Linked DNA regions of Homo sapiens: region 1 is linked to region 2. Evidence: chromatin contacts called from ENCODE Hi-C data. All regions are on one chromosome and are shown on one strand. Each heading gives the region's core, a stretch centred on a gene start or an enhancer-like site at or near the end of the contact. The rest is flanking DNA. Distances are from core to core; before and after follow the strand shown. Region 1 holds the start of HEPH (hephaestin). Region 2 has its middle 36 kb from the start of VSIG4.

Region 1 (6,313 bases), core at 2,855-5,354, 89 kb before region 2:
GAACATAGTAGGCAGTAGTAACTACTGGTTGCCTTCCTCTTCCTTTTCCCTCCTGGCTGCAGTTTGTTAATTCATCTCTACAGTCTCACATCCATCATACTTTCTATATTCCTACTCCAAGGGTTAATTTGAATACTAACTGCTCCAGAAGGCCACCTTTAGCCTCTTCATATCACTGTCCTCTGCAGGGCTACTTACTGTCTATAGCACCCAATTAGATTAAGTCAGACTCTGTATTATTGTTACCTTTCCATCTCATGACCTGCCTCATGAACTGTCTTCATTTCCCAGATTGGACTACACACTCCTTGAGAGAGAATGTCATTTTTTAGAGGTCGCTGTGTATCTATTACGACATGGCGATGGAGGCCAAGTAGATGGGCAATAACAGCTATTGTTAAAGTGACATAAAGAAGCACAAGTATACATTTTTCCATCAGTTGGGTCTGGTTCAAGTTCTAATACTTGTTCAGGGTGAACTTAGGCAAGTTTCTTCACCTCATTTTTCCCATCTATAAAATAATTGACTATATAAAGCTGGACTATATAGTTCTTACCTTTTGAGGGAGTCACAGAAGTGTGATAATCTAAGTGCAGAACCATAAAAATGTGGTATGTAATGAGCTCTCAAAGAGTCCTTCCAGCTTTCACATGCTGCCAATACTTACATTCACTGATGAAACACAGGCGTACTCACATACACCTACACATAGCTCTATATATGGTCACACAAATAGTCATGCCTTGGAATCCTCAACAGGGAGGGAGTGTCCTCGGTTCATTCCAAGTCTGAATGCAACATGGACCCCTTTCAATCTTCTTTCTCAGAGAGGTGTCAACAAAGCAGTTGTGCCTTGAACTCATTTACCTAGACAGAAAACTGTCCCAGGCAAGAGCTCCACAACTGGAGAAACACATGATAAAACTGAAAATATTCCTGGGAGAGACTAGTACAGGCCATCAGCATACAGTGAACAAGCATTCAACAGTGGTGACTTATGATCCAAATGGCTTAAACAATAGAATCTGGGGAGTGGTGGGAAATGCCACCTAACATACCCCTAGCAGTTTCCAGATTACAATGTGTTTTTCATATCTGCCATCTTATATAATTCTCAAGATCTTGAGAGATAAGGAATACTTACTCGATTTTGCATCCAGGGCACAGGCTTTGGTATCAGGCTACCTAAGTGAATCTTGGCTCCATTTTTCCTAGCTGTATGACTTGGGAAACTTCTTCATTTATTTAGCCACAGTGTCTTTATTTTTCAAATGGTATTAATACTATTAGCTACCTCATAGAGTTTTGTGGGGATTAACTTAATTAAGATCTGTAAGTACTTTAAGGGCACATGTAAGTGATCAAAAGGTATTAGTGGCTATTACTATTGCAAGTAAGGAAATAGTTTGGAAATGAAACTTGCCAGGGCCATAAAGATTTTCCATTTTATGAATAGCAATAAATATGTGCACACTCATAAATTCCCATATATGGTAACACATTCTAAGCATACAGGAATATAAACATAGGTATGAAAATGCACACAGCCCAAGCTGAACTCTCTTCTTGGAAACAACATGGTATAATGTAAAGAACTAGAACTTTTGAGTCAGACAAACTTAGGTTTAAGTACTGTTTTACTCTATATCTAAATAAGATAAATTTTTGCAGCAGCTGGGACTTAGTAGGCACCTGATAAGTATTTTTCTTCCTTCTAATTATTGACATCCTTTCTATCCTCCTCAAATTTGAATTTGTCATTGTTATTGCTGCTGTTTAATTTGGTTTTATCATATACTAAAAGAGCAGAAAAAATGAAAAACCCATAAAATCCTTTATAACCACTTAGATGTTAGGCCAGGCACAGTGGCTCACGCCTGTAATGCCAGCACTTTGGGAGGCCGAGGTGGGTGGATCACCTGAGATCGGGAGTTCAAGACCAGCCTGACCAATATGGAGAAACCCTATCTCTATTAAAAATACAAAAAATTAGCTGGGCATGGTGGTGCATGCCTGTAATCCCAGCTACTCGGGAGGCTGAGGCAGGAGAATCGCTTGAACCTGGGAGGCGGAGGTTGTGGTGAGCCGAAATCGCACCATTGCACTCCAGCCTGGGCAACAAGAGTGAAACACGGGTCTCAAAAAATAAATAAATAAAATAAAATATAACCACTTAGATATTTCATGGTACAGTGGAAAGCGTTCAGGCACCAGAAAATAGTAAGTTCTAGCTCTGGATTCATCATTTATTGGTTATATAACCTTGAACAAGTCCCTAACTTCCTGAGCCTCAGTTTCCTCATGTCTTAAATGAGGATTGTCTCTACTTTGGGCCCCTCATTAGTTTGTAATAAAGGTCAAATAATATGAAAGATGTGAAAGCCCTGTGTAAGCTTTTCACTTGGGCAAGGATATTTTTTTTCTCAGCTAAGCCCATAGAGAAGAACCAGACTGATGAGGAAAAAGAACAGGAAGAAATAAAAGGAGAAATGAAATAAGTAAGTTGAGAAAGAATCCTGGAAAAAAGTAAAAAATACAAAATAAAAAGGAAGGCAGAAGGAATAGGCACTCAAAGGAAGGAAAAAAGAAAGAAAAATTCTAGGCTATTTGGATAGTTTAGTTAAGATATACTGAAACCTTGTGCCAACCTGGAGAGAAGATCAGCCAATATAAAGTTAAGCCTCCCTTACCTTTACCTTACCTTCCTGCCATCCCAGTGTCACCTGGGTCTGGTCCCTATTATTCATAACAATTTGCATTGCTGTGTTCCCTAGAATTTGCAAACTGTTCCTTTATTGCGACAATGCTCTTTTCTCTCCCTCCATCTCCCTTTCTCAGTTATACTACTTTGGGCTAGACAGGCTCATCCTAAACAAAGGATTACTCAACTGAATAAAGGAATGCTGAGCCATCTTTGGGGCCCTGTCTTCAATCTCTCAGCAGCCTTCCTAATAAACCCTCCATCAAAATTCACCTTTTGGTCCTCTGCTTTCTTAACTCTGTGATAGAAAACATACCGATTTGAAGTTAAAGACCTTGATTCAAATCCTATCTCTTGTCTGTGATAGCTATGTGACCTTTCAATAAATTATTTTAGCCTTAGTCATCTCATCCAAAAAATGGGATGATATTTTTTTCACAGGATTGTCTTGAGGCCCAAATAAAACCATGGATATTTGAGTCCCTAGCAAAAGGATTGCTTGTCATATAATAGATGCTGAGTAATGAAAAACTGAACGTGTTATAGATTCACACATGCATGAAACCTTTAGAAACCATCTTTTTCAATCACCCTCATTTGATGTATAAAAAACTGATACCAGAGAGGTGCAAGGATTTGCTCAAAGTCACGCAGCCAGTTGTTAAAAATAGCCAGAATTTGAACCAATGATTTCTAAAAGATTTTTGCTATGTAGAAACTAAGACTACTCAAATTCAGATGTTTAGCTTAGTTAAGCTATCATTTATTGGCTTACTCTGTGCCAATCTGGTCTCAAAATATGAAACCAAACATGGTTATTTTTAAGTAACTGAGTTCCCACTTACATAATCCTCAGATCCATCACCTCAATAAATTCCTCAACCTGTGAAACAGAAGATGAGCAAGCTATTTCGACAGGAAAATGAACTATTCTGTATGGCTCCAGGATTGGCCCTGAAACAGACAAGCCAGTGTAGTCCTGGCTATTTTGGCGAGAGGAACAAAAGGAGCCTATTGTCTCCTTTAACTTTCCTGCACATCAGCCAAACCTCCTCCAACTTTTTGGCCACTGACTTTTTCTCCTAGTGGCCAGGACTCCCTTAAACCCAGCTAAATAAACGTTTTTGCACAGGAAGGCAGGTGAGGTAGAGTTTGAAAAGAGAGAAAAGAAAGCTTACCTTTGCTAGAGAAAACTACTCCATATTCATGTCAGCGGCCCATTAATGCTGCACTGCAGACCCCAGCCTGAGTCCGCCAGCCATGTTCAGTCAGTATCTTGGTTACAGGGCCTTTCTCCTAAATTAAGTCCAGGATTCCAATTTGGCAGGGTTTACTGGGATGGGAGGATGAGGGAGGGGGAAGGGCTGGGTGCCCTCTTTTCCAGAAACAAAACTACTGGAATGTCCTGTTCCTCTGGGGCCTGGTTTGATACAAAACCCGGGATGGTTCTTTACCCATATCCGGGTGTTTTACAAATCCTGGTTAGGATCTCAGGAGGAATTACAAGGGGGTGGGTTGTACTTCTGTTATCAGGACTTGCTAATTGGTCTTTGCTGAGAGGAGAACACTGTCAGTGTGGCCAGCCAAAGCTCATGGGTAGATTTCAACAGCTCCATTTAAGAAATGAGGTAGAAATTGAAAGAGCCTCCATCTCACCACCTCTTCCCCTTCTTGCTCTGAAGCACAATTGTCAGCCCTGACTATTATTCTGAGGTCATGGCTGCTTAGTCATAAGTAAAAATAAAATTGGCAATAAAACAAAGGACTTTTTTTCTACATTCTAAGCCCTATGTTAACCATTTTACATGCATTCTCTTATTTAAGTCTCACAATTATCCTGTGAGATGAATACTCTAATTCTCTCTATTTTACAACTGAGGAAAATTCAGCTCTGAGAGGGAAGGTAACTTGTCCAAGGTCACACACTTAGGAAGTAAAAGAGAAGAGAGATTTGCTGGGTCTGTCTAAACTTTTAACCATGAAACCACCACACACAATGTGCTGCTTAGGGGAGAAACACAGTACTTTCAAGGGGGTAGAAGGGACTTCACAATTATTGAAAGCCTACTGGCCACCAGTCACTGGTGGATTTTTTTATATATACATTAACTTTGCCTCCGTCATTTCTAGCAGATTCTAGAGTGAAATTTTATATTAACTATATTTAACATTTTCCACCTGAGGAAACCAGATATAGCTAGAAGATAGCCTGGATTAACACAGGTCAACACCCTAAAAACTAAGACATGGAAGAATTGAAAATACTAAAAAGAAAAAAAAAACAAAATGTTCCCCCAACAATTCAGGGTAAAACTGGAGTCTGGATTTGTTTAAAGTCAAAGGTCATTCCCATTCCTGGTGGAAAGAGAGAAGAGTGAAAAGTCACTGTCCTGAGTCAAGTGACCAAGGTTCTCGCCCCACTTGCTCTAGGAGTAATCAGCTATGTGGATTTTGTGGATTTGGCCCACTCCCTTCTCTTCTCTGGGCCTCTTTCTATTTCTACAATGAGGGTCTTAAACTAGATATGGACCCTCCCAGCCCTGTAAATTTACACATCTAGAATTCCATGAAGAAAGTATAGTCTAGATATTAAACATAGAAGATAAAGAGGTTTCAAAGACACAAAGTATAGGGAAAGAATGAGTGGGGAGCAATTTGTGGCGACAGGTCTGAGAATACTATGCCTCTCTAAAAAGGACTGCATCTACCCAACAGACCCAGGTATAGGAAGGGGACAGGTATGATGGGGGTTCCACCACCTGATATTCTTACTTTGTGATGAGGAGATCTTGGCTAGGAGCAGACACTTTTCTCCAGGCAGGCTGGGCACATTTTCCTCTTCTGAATTTAAAGTGTCTGGAGCAGGGTCCAGGGAAGAGAACATTCAGAAGACTGAGGTGGTAGGGCAAAGTCTGGGTCATAAACCACTAGAGATTCTTAAGTGTGCTCAGACACTTAGGCGCTGCCCCATGGACTGCAACTCAGACCAAGGCAGGTGGAAGCACCAGTAGGAAGGAAGGAGGAGCCACCAGCCTCAACTCCCTTAGAAATGCTCAGTGGTCAAGGGAAGCTTAGCCAAGCCATGGCAGCCCCTAGAATTATCTGCCTCGCACACATGTGAACCTTGAAGCAAGAAAGGGGAAGTGGAGACAAAACTGATTAAGCTGAGATCCAAGTCCAAGCTCTAAGGCATTTATGACAGGGAGGGGAAGGGATAAGGCCTCTGCTCTGACTCATGAAAGACAACAAGAACAGGTCATAATAGACTTGAATCAACACAGTGAAGACTGCAGGAGGCCAGGTAGGCCAGGTTTCCAGGTTTGTATTATTCATTCACCAATTTCACTGAGAGTACAAACAGCACCCACCTTTTCTGCAAATCCGGGGTACATTTCTGGTTCCTTCTCCTGGAGGTCACTTGAAAAACATTTTAAAGTTGGTGTCTACAGACCAGAGGTTGGCAGATTTTTTCTATAAAGGGCTAGCTACTAAATCATTTATTTCCAGAGCATACAGTTTCTGTTTGCCATAACTACACAAATTTGTCTTTGTAGCTCTCAAGGTATATCATTGTGCCAATAAAAATTAATTTACAAAACAAGCAGCAGGCT
Region 2 (5,547 bases), core at 2,060-4,559:
TAACTAATAGATATGCTACAGCCCATATAATTTGAGCTCTTGCAACATGTAGGATTAATATTTTCCTGTGTTGATTATTTCTCAGGAAATACCCCAAAATATCAATTCAGGATGTACCTATGAGTGAAGATTCACTGGCCATTGGTTTGGATTTAGTGGTACCAGATTTCCAAGAACTAATGATCCAGGAATTATTTGGAGAGGCAACTATAAATATTTCTTTGGAGTTGGTGTTTTCTCCTTTCCATGTCAATGCTCCAATCTTGATTGAAGACAAACCAGATACTCAATGTAATGTTATAATGAACAGGTACAAAATCTCTTTCTTCTTTAAACTAGGGGGTTCTCCACATGTTTTTAAAGAGAATGCTTACTTTGTAATTTTTTTCATAATCTGGAAATCACTTTGGATAGAGTGGAAGAAAGGCAGGAATATATCAACAGAAGCTTGCAGAGACTTTGAAGGGTACCTCTGCACACTCTTTCACTTTCCTTTCTGATAAACCAAGAAACACTATTTACGATGGTGATTGGGATTTGGAAATCCAAGTATATAGCTAGTGAACCTCAAATCTAGCTGAGAAGTAGCATAATTCTATCATACATCCCTGATTGTACATTTGAATATTGATTCAATGTTTACTTTGAAACCTTAACCAATCAGACATTTTTTAGGAGAAAACTAAATTATGATCAATATCTTATACCGGGTCTTAGGTCTGATGTATGATTTGTGTTTCTGAAGAAATCTGTATATTTTCAGGCATATTCTTCTGAGGTTAGAAAATTACTTGTGGCCAGGTGCAGTAGCTCATGCCTGTTATCCCAGCAGTTTGGGAGGCCAAGGCAGGAGGATTGCTTGAGTTCAGGAGTTTGAGACCAGCCTGAGCATAACAAAATGCTGTCTCTACTAAAAACACAAAAATTAGCTGGTCATGGTGGTGTGCATGTGTAGTCCCAGCTACCCAGGAGGCTGAGGTGGGAGGATTGCTTGAGCCCAGGGAGGTAAAGGCTGCAGTGAGCTGTGATTGTGCCACTGCACTCCAGCCTGGATGACAGAGTGAGACCCTATTGGGAAGGGAAGGGAAGGGGAGGGGAGGGGAGGGGAGAGAAGGAGAGAAGGGAAGGAGGGAAGGGAAGGAGGGGAGGGAAGGAGGGAAGGGAAGGAGGGAGGGGAAGGAGGGAAGGGAAGGAGGGAAGGGAAGGGAAGAATGGAAGGGAAGGAGGGGAGGGAAGGGAAGAAGGGAAAAGAAGGGGAGGGAAGGGAAGAAGGGAAGGGAAGAAGGGAAGGGAAGAAGGGAAGGGAAGGGAAGAAGGGAAGGGAAGGGAAGAAGGGAAGGGAAGGGAAGGGAAGAAGGGAAGGGAAGGGAAGAAGGGAAGGAAAGGGAAGAAGGGAAGGAAAGAAGGGAAGGGAAGGAAGGGAAAAAGGGAAGGGAAGAGAAAAAGGGAAGGGAAGGGTTCTTCTTAGTCCAAAGTATAATATAATATTATAGTGAGGGGAACAAAACATAATTAAGGAAACATTTTCCCTGTACTTGCACTCCCACGTATTATCATTGGTTCTCATATACCACAGATGCACTCTTTGACAATATATTTGGTATTTGTTCTTTTGCGATCTTCTAAAAATGAAAGCCAGGCATTGGTAGTGTAAAATCCCCCCCTCCCCATCTTATATCTGAAATTAACTCTGTAAGTAGGGTGAAACCTCTTGCTTGGCACAAAACTATAGGAAGAAAAAAAAAGTCTTCATTTCCCGAAACTAGGAGGTTGTGGGTGCTTCAGCAGAAATACTACTAAATTGGAGCCACAAAGTCACTATTGTCAGCAAATCTCTACCCATGAAAACCTTGAGTACCATGTGGAGGAAGGGAGTCTGCCTGAATTTCACCTTCATCAGCAGTGCTTACATTTGTCTGTTTACATGCTTTATCATTTTATATTTGTGTTATTCCCTGCTACTGACCCTCATTTATTGCCCAACCCCAGTGAGAAAAGCTTCCTGAGAAACACACCCAAAACTCTTTCCCTCTCCCAACATGGTGGCCTCAGCAAAAAAGAAGAAGAAGGAGAAGACTCTCCCTAACATACTTTCTGGCTGAGGATGGGAGGATTGGTGGAGGAAGCACCTATGTTTCCAAACCAGTACCCTGGGCTGATGAAACAGATGACCTGGAAGGAGATGTTTCAACAACTTGGCACAGTAATGATGATGAAGTGTATAGGGTGCCTCCAATTGACCGTTCCATCCTTCCCACTGCTCCACGGGCTGCTCGGGAACCCAATATCGACCGTCTTCCCAAATCACCACCCTACACTGCTTTTCTAGGGAACCTATCCTATGATATGACAGAAGAGTCAATTAAGGAACTCTTTCGAGGATTAAATATCAGTGCAGTGCGTTTGTCACGTAAACCCAGCAATCCAGAGAGGTTGAAAGGTTTTGATTATGCTGAAATTGAGGACCTAGATTTCCTGCTCAGTTCCATGAGTCTCAATGAAGAGTCTCTAGGTAACAGGAAAATTCAAGTGGACGTTGCTGATCAAGCACAGGGGAAAGACAGGGAGGATCGTTCTTTTGGCCATGATAGAAATCGGGATTCTGACAAAACAGATACAGACTGGAGGGCTCGTCCTGCCACAGACAGCTTTGATGACTAAGAAGTGATGATAGCTTTGGAGACAAGTATCGAGATAGTTATGATTCAGACCGGTATCACGATGGGTATCAGGATGGGTATTGGGATGGCCCACACTGGGATATGGATTGATGTGGCAGCCGGGATCGCTATGATGACCAAGGCAGCAGAGACTATGATAGACGCTATGATTCCCGGATAGGCAGTGGCAGAAGGGCATTTGGCAGTGGGTGCCACAGGGATGATGACTATAGAGGAGGCGGGACTGGCTATGAAGACCAATAAGACAGACAGGATGATCGGTCATGGAGCTCCAGAGATGATTACTCTCGGGATGATTATATGGGTGATGATAGAGGTCCCTCCCAAAGACCCAAACTGAATCTAAAGCCTCGGAGTGCTCCTAAGGAGATGATTCCACTGCTAGTACCTCCCAGTCCAGTAGAGATGCTTCTGTCTTTGGAGGGGCAAAGCCCGTTGACACAGCTGCTAGAGAAAGAGAAGTAGAAGAACAGCTACAGAAGGAACACGAGAAGTTGCAGCTTCAGCTGGATGAGCCAAAACTAGAACGACGGCCTCGGGAGAGACACCCAAGCTGACAAAGTGAAGAAACTCAGGAACGGGAACAGTTGAGGACAGGAAGTGAGTCATTGCAGACTGGGACCTCCGCCACATCCGGCAGAAATGCACGAAGGAGAGTGAGTGAGAAGTCACTAGAAAATGAAACACTCAATAAGGAGGAAGACTGTCACTCTCCAACTTCTAAACCTCCCAAACCTGATCAGTCCCTAAAGGTAATGCCAGCCCCTCCACCAAAGGAGAATGGTTGGGTGAAGTGAAGTTCTAACCCTCCTGCTCAATCTCAGAGCTCAGACACAGAGCAGCAATCCCCTACAATTGGTGGGGTAAAGTAGCTCCAGCTCAACCATCTGAGTAAGGACTAGCAAGGAAAGACGAAAATGAAGGAGATGGGATGAATATCCCAAAAGGCCAAACTGGGAACTCTAGCCATGGTCCAGGAGAGGGAGGGAACAAAGACCACTGGAAGGAGTCAGATAGGAAAGATGACAAAAAGGATAAAGACTCCAGATCTGCACCTGAGCCAAAGAAACCTGAGGAAAATCCAGCTTCCAAGTTCAGTTCTGCAAGGAAGTATGCTGCTCTCTCCATTGATGGTGAAGATGAAAATGAGGGAGAAGATTAAGCCACAGAGACCTCAACATCCTGTGCTTTCTCCTAGTTTCTCTCCACCCTGGAACATTCGAGAGCAAATCAAACCTCTATCCAGACAAGACAAAATAAAACTCACCATCTCCTGGAGACCTTTCTTACCTAATTTTTTTTAAAGGAAATTCTTATTCATGCTGCTGCAGCCTTTAAAGTACTGAAGTAACTGGAGAATCACCAATATAGCCAGAGAGAAAGAGACTAGAGATTTTTAGTGGAAAAGTTGTGGTGCATTATGTCACCATGCAGTTGCCAGTGTGATTAGTGCCTAGGGGCCTCAATTTAGCAGAAATGGTAAAGACAGTGATATAACATTTGGAGTCTGATTGGGCAGTAGAGGAGGGAGGTATAAGGGAAAGTGTGAGATTTCTACTGTTTCGTTTCTATCCTATTGTGGCATATATGAATTCTCAAACATTATCTGAATAAATTTTCCACTCTTGGAAAGGTAGATTTAGCCTCAAGTTGTTTTAGTCTCCAGCAGGCTGCCAGCAGCTCCTCCTATTTAATCCTGACTTTGGAGGCCAGCCTAGGGGGAATTCCCTCATTTTTTTTTTTTTTTTTTTTTTTTTTTTTACCACCCAGGAGTTGGGAGTGAGTCTATAGGCCATAACGAATAGGACTGCATTCGACCAAAATAAATGGGAAAATCGTGGTTTGAAAAGAAGCTTTTGGGAGGTGATGAGTCATTTTGCACCAGGTAATAGGGAAAAATTGTGTGACCTCCAGCAAACACATGAATGGTTATTTCCTGGAGCCAGAAGCACTTGGGAGTCATAGTAATTCCCAATGTTTTGTGTGTCCTGGTTTTCCCTTTCTAAACACTCTGCTTTTTGAAAGTTCAAATATATCTACGTTCTGTTGAAACCTTGAAACTTTAAAAATTTAGGCTCTTGTCATCATCTTAAGTTCTTCATGCGACTCTTAACCTCCCAAAAAGCAGTCTCTAAGTCACAGAGATGATCTCTTGGGCATTCTCTCTCTCAGCCATGGAGAGCTGTGAAAGGAAGAATCTCTGCTTTTCTCAAGCAAATCAGTTTCTTGCCTTTTGGTTCTCACACCCTGCCTGCTCCTGATGCTTTGACCCCTTTTATAGATCAGAGTGCTCTAGAATAATGGATGGTCTTGGGTGGTGAATAAAGGTGGATAAATAGGGACAGGGACAGTTAAATTGGGAGCCTTTCTTACAACCTTGATGGGGTTTTTTCCCCCAAGTTTTCTTCTCCACTGAAATGCCACACCAATGCTTGTTGGATTTATGAGGTGGTCAGACTAATGTGTTGTTCTTTCTTTTTCTTTTTCTTTTTTTTTTTTTAAGCTTCCCTTGAGAGAATAAATGGTAATGGAGAGAACTATTTAACAAGTTCCTGGTTTCTCTTGCAACACAGTAGCTAAACTTGCCTGCTTTTATGTGAATTTTTGTAGGGATCAGCTTGGTAGACAGTATCACCAGAGAAAAGACATCTTGATCTTTGTTTACAAGCCCTTCTCCCATCAGTCCTAGATTAGGCCCTGTTCAGCCATGCAGGGGTGTTGGTTTATGCATGCTTCAGCAGTGGGCATAATGAATATAATTTAGCCAGCACACAAAGGTGTCTACCAAGTGAATTTAAATAATTGGTGTGGATTGGCTAGTAGCTAAGAAGTGGGCTTTTAAAGATATACTGAAGATTGGAAGGTT

Evidence for each region. A loop is a pair of places that touch in the nucleus more often than their neighbours do. Pooled maps may share reads with other maps.
Region 1: a loop to region 2 is called in a pooled map, with 2.2 times the contacts of the local background. The contact joins the promoter of HEPH here to the enhancer-like site in region 2. A Hi-C loop is called at or near these places in 1 of 50 pooled maps.

The regions. Positions count from the first base shown.
Region 1 is chrX:66,162,038-66,168,350 of GRCh38, reverse strand. It overlaps HEPH (hephaestin), which reads right to left and starts at 4,104. Exons shown (of 21, transcript NM_001367233.3): 1 at 3,881-4,104.
Region 2 is chrX:66,072,838-66,078,384 of GRCh38, reverse strand. It overlaps the pseudogene EIF4BP9. Among named protein-coding and RNA genes, the nearest start is that of VSIG4, 36 kb to the right of the region's middle. Within about 2 kb of position 3,309, at least 8 of the 41 ENCODE cell types and tissues checked have a DNase peak (open chromatin) inside an H3K27ac peak, as active enhancers do.